3 separate regions of the Homo sapiens genome follow, and regions 1 and 3 are each linked to region 2. Evidence: read pairs that join two places in POLR2A ChIA-PET (ENCODE). Cell type or tissue: MCF 10A. All regions are shown on one strand.

What was found. Peaks named below come from ENCODE experiments on the same cell type or tissue, not always from the same donor. Only the 100,000 strongest peaks of a DNase experiment are listed, where the experiment ranks them.
Region 1: POLR2A ChIA-PET joins it to region 2 with 5 read pairs; 2 of 35 experiments call an interaction of 5 or more read pairs at or near these places.
Region 3: POLR2A ChIA-PET joins it to region 2 with 5 read pairs; 6 of 35 experiments call an interaction of 5 or more read pairs at or near these places.

What each region holds. Positions count from the first base shown.
Region 1 is chr13:40,331,959-40,334,458 of GRCh38, reverse strand. No RefSeq gene overlaps it. Among named protein-coding and RNA genes, the nearest start is that of LINC00548, 110 kb to the right of the region's middle. In MCF 10A, no CTCF peak of the experiment used is centred here; a DNase peak (open chromatin) is centred at 1,018.
Region 2 is chr13:40,119,336-40,121,835 of GRCh38, reverse strand. It overlaps LOC124903162, which reads left to right. Exons shown (of 5, transcript XM_047430821.1): 2 at 2,311-2,373. Among named protein-coding and RNA genes, the nearest start is that of LINC00332, 61 kb to the left of the region's middle. In MCF 10A, no CTCF peak of the experiment used is centred here; a DNase peak (open chromatin) is centred at 1,365.
Region 3 is chr13:40,189,347-40,191,846 of GRCh38, reverse strand. All of the region lies in intron 1 of LOC124903162, which reads left to right. Among named protein-coding and RNA genes, the nearest start is that of LINC00332, 8.8 kb to the right of the region's middle. In MCF 10A, no CTCF peak of the experiment used is centred here; a DNase peak (open chromatin) is centred at 1,096.

The DNA.
Region 1 (2,500 bases), 210 kb before region 2:
TAAAAAAAATTCAGGTATTCATTTCAAGGCTACATAATCAAGGTACAATTAAAACAGAAGTTGGGAACTGAAAGTAAAGATGCCAAATAAATCACATTTTGACCCTCAACTCCCACCAGTGACTTTTTATGTCTCAGTCTCCAAGAGAAACTGATGATCACCTCCCTGGGGTGGGCTGCTGAGACCCGCCCCACACCCTCCCATCCCTGCCCCACCTCTGCTGGGGTGGGCTCGATGGTGGAGCAAGGCAGCTTCCTTCTTGTCTCTGCCACCTTCGCTGTAAGGGCTTGTGCCTGGCTCTGATTTTTTTCTGGTTGTGTTGATCTACTTGTCTTCTCTCCAGCATAGGGCTATGGTTCCTCTCTTTGACCAAAAATTGGCTTTTGTCCTTACTGTCTTTTTTTTTTTTAATTCCTTTTTTTTGGAGACAGTTTTCACAAGTGCATTTATTAAACATGTCTTCTTTTATAAATTGACAGGTAAAATGATATATATTTATCATGTACAACATGTTTTACAATATGTATACATTGTGGAATGGCTAAATTGATTTAATTAACATTTGCATTACCTCTCATACTTCTTTGTGGTGAGAACACTTAAAATCTATTCTCTTGGCAATTTTCAAGAATTCAATATATTGTTAGTAACTATAGTCACATGCTGTACCATAGGTCTCTTGAACTTACTCCTCCTGTCTGAAATTTTGTATTCTTTGGTTGACTTTGCTCCAGCCCTCCTTGCAGCCAGCCCCTGGTAGCCATCATTCTTTTCTCTGCTTCTGTGGGTGAGCCAGTCTCCGAGTCTGCACTTGGGATCTCTTGTCTGGATGTTGCCCGGTGACTTGCACTGACCTCTGGTCCCCATGCCACTTACCTGCTTCCAGCCTCAGCTGTGTCCCAGCCTGTCAGTGTCTGTGTGCTCCTTGGTTTCAGTGTGTTCCTGACCCTGGTTTGCTTAGACTTTCCCATCCCTACCTCTTACCTCATCCCTTTTTACATGTGGCTGTCTCTGGGTGATGCCCCGACATGCCCAGCCACTCACCCCCAGCTCTCCTCACGGGACACTGCTGGCTGTCTGCTTATCAGGCATGCCACAGAAAAACACTGGGCTAGAGTCAGACTCAAGCATAGACTTTCTACTTGCTAGTTGTATCATCTTAAGTCACTTGGTCACTTTCAGTCTGTGTTTCCTCACAGATGTATAACGTATAATGTATAAATGTATAAATGTTTATAAATTATTGTTTCTTTTGTGTCCCATCCTAAGAAATCTTTGCCCACCCAAGGTTGCAAATGTGTTTTGCAAGTGTATTTTCTTTTAAAAGCTTTATTTTTCTTTACATTTAGGTCTATAATTTATTTTCGAGTTAATAGTTGGATATCATATGTGTGCGGTAGGAGAAAACAAACTGATTTCTCCTGTTATATTATCAATACTCAACAGAGAAGACGTCTGTCAACAGATATGTGGGGATTTTCCCCACACATTAATTTACTTCTCTGGTGGACACCAACTGGGTGTCCTACAATTCTGACACTACCTGGAGTTAGAGTCAGATCCCGCAGATTAAGTGTTGAGTCCCCAAACCCTGACACCTCTCTACCCACCTTCCCATGGCAACTGCAGGTCCAGGCCTCTGGTAGTTCCTTTATTTTATTTTTTTATTTTATTTATTTTTGTGAGACGGCATCTCATTTACTCTGTTGCCCAGGAGGAAGTGCAGTGGCGCGATCTCAGCTCACTGCAACCTCCACCTCCTGGGTTCAAGTGATTCTCGTGCCTCAGCCTCCCTTAATAGCTGGGACTACAAGTGTGCACCACCATGCCCAGATAATTTTTGTATTTTTAGTAGAGACGGGGTTTCACCATGTTGGCCCGGCTGGTCCTGAACTCCTGGCCTCCAGTGATCCGCCCACCTCAACCTCCCAAAGTGCTGGGATTACAGGTGTGAGCCACCCCGACCGACCCCAAGGCCTCTGGTACTTCTGACCACTGGCTATAAACTGGGGTGCCCATGACCCCCTTCCTCAGGTTCAGTCATTTGCTAGAATGACTCATAGAACTCAGGGGACCGCTTTACTTACTATTGCTGTTTTATTACAAAGGATGTTTTAAAGGATGTAGATGAACATCCAGATGAGGATATGCAAAGGGTTGGGAAGGGTCCAGGGTACAGGAGCTTCTGTCCATGTTGTTGAGGTGCACTACTATTCTGGCACGTAGATGTGTTCTTGTTCACCAACCTGGAAGCTCTCTGAACCCCATAGTTCAGGGCTTTTAATGGAGGCTTCATCACATAGGCATGACCTATTATTAACTCAGTCTCCCCTTCCTGGAAGAGGAGAGGTGGGGCTGGAAGTTTCAAGCTTCTAATTGTGGCTTGGTCTTTCTGGTGACCAGCCCCCATCCAGGAACCCACCAAGAGTTGCCTCATTAGAACAAAAGACACTCCTACCACCCAGGAAATTCCAAAAGATTAAGATCTCTGTGTCAGGAA
Region 2 (2,500 bases):
CTGAGTGGAAGCAAGAGGCAGGGAGAAATGGGGCATGAGCCAGCCCTGTCTCATACAGTTATTCTCCTCTTGCCTAGACCAGCTCTACGCAATGTTTTGGGGCATTGGTTCTTCCAGCCTTCTGCTGTCTATAAGGTAACAAAGAATCCCCTAGGGACAAGAGGACAGTGGAGAAGACACTTGGAGAGGAGATTTGGAGCAACCTCTCTGAAACACATGCAAATAATTTATAGCCCCTGGACCTGATTTTCCTCAGATGCTAAAGTGCCTTTTAGCTGTGGATTTCTATAATCTGGTTTCGTTTGCTGTACCATGAGAATTGTGTCTTTTGGCCACATATGAGGGCCCATCACTAGTGTAAGTATGCATTAGACTTTCCATCACCTACCACAGTTTGTTTGCTAAAAAGGCCACAGGTAAGTCCTGTCGAAAGCAATCGAGAATAAATTGTACTCTAGAGAAGGTTTGTATTAGAACCACAGAATCATTAAATTAAAACTAGTGAGGACAATACCAGGGGTGGCTAACGTCAACCCATGAGACCAAGTTCAATGTGCTGGTCAATGACTGACCTCAGAAGGCGTCAAAGGCCATGAAATCAATATCTACAGTGTAACTTCAACGCAATATTCACTGTTACTTTAAATTGGGTCATTTACTTGAGGACTCGACTACTGAACCGAAAGCAAGAATAGATGCCTGGAGAGTACACGTGCAGACAAAGGAAATTCTGACTGAGGGGATAATCTTCATTGATTTAGTCATACAATGAAAGTTTTCACTTATGCAAAATACTTTAATAGCCAAAGGCTTTTTGCTTTGTACTCTAAAAGCTCTAATGCCATTCCCCTAGAAATAGCAAGCATACTATGTCACATTAAATTCCTTCTGTCAGCTGAATATTTTGGCATGGAATTTCTGGGTTGAATCATTTTGTCCAAAAAAGAACAAAAAATAGGTCATTTACTCTTTCTCTCCGTAATTCTTTTGTTAATTCACTGGTTACTTCAGCAAAACCCTACTGAAGAAATGAAATGTGGCTTATGCCACATTCAGATATGACAAGAGGTTTGAGTTCTCCACTAAAGCTGTCAGAATATTTTTTAAAAAAATAGTCAAAAACACACATCCTGCCATCCTTATACAGCCATCATGTATGTATATTTTCCTCTAACCTTTTTGCATGTATATTTATATGGCTGTAATAAAAGTTAACACATAATATTTTCTTTTGTCCTTTTAACTTCCTAAACTTGCTACGTAGGCTTCACTTTTAATGACTGGAGAAAAATCCACCCAGTGAATATACCATTGTGGTAGATTGCAAAACAGCTCCTAATTCTTCACCCCTCCCTGTTTCTACATTCTTTGCAATGTGATTTTGCAGCTTCTCCCATTAGGGAGTGAAGTTTATTTTCCAGTTCCTGGAATATGGGCTGGCCTTGTGACTTGCTTTGGCCAAAAAAATATAGCAGAAGTGATGGGGTGCCAATTCCAAGCCTGTGCCCCAAGAAGCCTTGTGCACTTCTGCTTGCCTCCTTGGAACCTTGCTGTAGACAAACTACCATCATATTGAGATTTGAGAAAAATCACAAATTAGTGGAAAGAAACCCCAATCTTCCCAGTCATCACAGTTAAGGCTTCCCAGACCCGTCAGCTCCCAGCTGAACTGCCAGCTGACCTCAGTTGCAAGAGTTCAGCTGAGACTAGAAGAAACCCCTAGCTGATTTGTAGGCTTATGTGCAAAAACAAATGCTTGTTGTTTTCATCCAAAACAACAGAGTTTGGGGGCAGTTTGTTAGGCAGCAGTAGCTAACTGATACACCCACAATCCTCTTATTTCCCTTTTTCTTGTTTATGTAGGTGTTTCCAAATGTTCTCTATTATAAACTAATGTGGTAATCAATATCTTGATGCAAGTGGAGAATGTTTCTGTGAGTCTTCATTTGGTTTAAAAAAATGGACAATGACATTTTAAAACCTGTAACTTATCAGATACTACGTGATTGAAATTCTGGAGTCATCTCTACAAAATTATCATTGTCAAGCAAATATAAGCTTTCATATTGCATAATTGTTTCATATAATTGTTTTATATGTAAACGAATGTAGGACCAGCAAACATGTATTTTTCTAAGGAAACTTATGGCACAGGATCCTATCCAATCTCACACCAGACAAATCTCAAGAAACCTCAGAAGCCCATAGAAACTTATGTGTCAGCCTAGCAAACCCTGAACATATTGACTTCTTCCAGATGGTTCCAAATAATCATCCATATTAATTTTTTTATCTACCAATCTTTTCCAGAGAAAAGATGGCTATCCCGCCCAATGTTTGGCCCCCTCCTGCAAAGGCCAAAACATTCGTTGGGTAAGTTGTGGCTACTCAGAAGGCATATTGGAGGTGGGCCTCTAGCAAGTCATTTGCCTAAACAAAGTCATTCTAATTTTAATTTAATGACTGCTTCATATAAGTTGAATGACCTGATAATAATAGC
Region 3 (2,500 bases), 70 kb before region 2:
CTGAGCATGCCAAGCCAATGCTTTCAGCGTCTGAATTTTCTCCCAGCCTGAGCTGGCAGTGGACAGCAGAGGACATTCCACTGAAATCGGGCCATCGGGAGCTGAAGACAAAGGCAGCTGATTCAAGTGCACCAAATTGGAGTTTCTCTAATCAAATATATTAAACCCACCATCATTCTTGATTGTTTTAATGGGAAGAAAGGGCAGCTGTGGCCTTCATTTTCTAAGCATTTTATTTAGTGCCATGGGGGTTGGAAGAAGGGGAGGGGAGGGAAAAGTGGGTGGGAAAGGAAGAGAGGTAGAGATGGCTAAGAAAGCTACAGGAAGCTAATGTCTTTTGTCTTAAAAGTAAAATGATTTTGCATGCTGTTCAGATCCACACAGAGAGTTCCCAGAGCTGTTACTCACTAAGAAAAACTTGAGATAAGCAGTTGATAAAGCACTTTTTCATAGGAGTAGAAAAGCAGCCCCAGACCAGGGCTTGGAATACTCGGGCAAAGAAATCCTGGTGACTAGCATTAAATGGATCTGCTTCACTAGTTACATGGGAGCCTGCTCAGTGGAGCATTCCCCCCACCTAGCCCCACATATATTTATGCTTTCTATAAAAGGATTTAATTTTCAAGACACTTGCAGGAACTTATCTCCACTCCTTTTATAACCTTCCAGGCTAAGAGCAGAATTCACAAAAGGCTTTTCTCACCATTTGAACAATAGGATTTGAAACTCTAGTTAAGAAACTGATGTCCCAACTTTTTTTTTTTTTTTAAATAGTTTAACAGATGGTCCAAGGGTGATGTTTCCTGGCCAGAGTGCAGTACCACATACAGTGTCTCGGTATGCACCTCCAGCTTCAAAGCCGAGCTTGGGCACGTGATGTCACTTCCTCCAGCTGCTGAGTTGATAACAGGATGAACCTGAACAAGATAGGAACCAGACACTCCACTGTGTAATTAATTATTTCACTCCAATGTAAGGCAGGAGACTTAGGTAGACACTGTTTTAGTACTTGGAGCTTAAATGCACTTTGCAAAGGAACAAAGGTCTGGGAGCTGTGGTGTGGGGCTCACAGGCTCACACAAGCTAACGTGAGTCATCTGGAGAAAGGGCTTTGGAAGCTGGTGCCTGTTACAGCCTGAAGCCAGCCTGTTTCTGAGCTGGAACGTGAAAGGCAGCTGGCTGTGTCAAAGGGGCAGAGAATAAAGCCGCAGTGTAAAATGAAGACACAATTCAGCAAAGAGAAGATGCTATTAAAATGGTTTCTGCTCCTCCAGCTTCTTTTGGAGGGCCCCCTTTTGGAAACAAATGATTCTGTTCTTTAAAAAAAGGAGGTGGAGGTTCCTTTCAGAAAAATGTTATTGGACTCTTTTTAAATGTCCCTATTTGAAGGGAATTAAAGGGAACGGCATAAGGCAGCGTCTATATACTCAGGGGCCATTGTAGCAAGTGACACAATGCCAGCTAAATGAAGCCCTCTGTCCTTTGGAGGAAATCTAATAACACAATCAATCAGCTCCAGTCTCCAGGCATCCATGGTGGGCTGCCAGCCCCTCCAGGGAGGGTCCTTCCTTTGCCACGAGACAGCTGGGCGAGGAAAGCTTTGGGAGAGGAAGAAATTGCCAGTGCATTCCTCCCCACACTCCCTCCCCACTCCCTCTCTCACACACAATGCCCTTTTGTCCCTATGACCCCCATCCCTTAGCATGGCTTGAGCTGGCCTGGAGGCGATTGCCAGGGAGCAGCTCAGCTCCCAGCATCTTCTTCTTGCAGCAGCTCTGTGGGATGGGCCTCCTCCACAGCACTGGAGTTGTGTCAGGAGCTCTGGGGAGGCATCAACTGTTCTCAGCTTGCTCTGGTCTGGAGGGTGCTGAGGATGGCTGTCTCTTTTCATCTATGGATAGTGCCTGGGGCACGGCTGGGGTAGGGGTGGGGGTGAGGGTGGAGAGGACACCAGGCAAGCGATTTAGAGACTGAGTGGCAGCCAAATTTGGTGATGAATTTAGCTACATCACCAAATTTACTGAGTAAGCCTTAGGCAAGTAACCTAACCTCTGCTGTAGCGCATTCTTCTCTGCAAAATTAGAGGCTGGTGGAGTTAACATCCAAGGTCTCTCTCTGGTCCAGTGCTGTGAACCTCTTTTTGGTAACTGAGGAGATAGGATAGGAAACATCGTGGGCTTCTGAGTCAGACAGGCCCTCAGTTTGTATTCTGCCTTCACCACCTGTGGTTTTGTGCAAGGTATAAAACTTGTTTCTCTTTTGAAAAAATATTGGGTTAAGTCGTATCTACTGTATAAAGATGCGTAAGTTTTACGACCCGAATTAAAAGACAGAGTCTGGGATGATGCCCAACACACAGTACATCCTTCTAAACATCAGCTTTCCTTGTAACCCATCTGACATTGAATGTCAAACAACTGCTTAATAAAAATCCACATTAGTTAAAGAGGCTTGAAATTTGAAAACAAATTATATAGCACTTCCATGTCATAGGTTACAG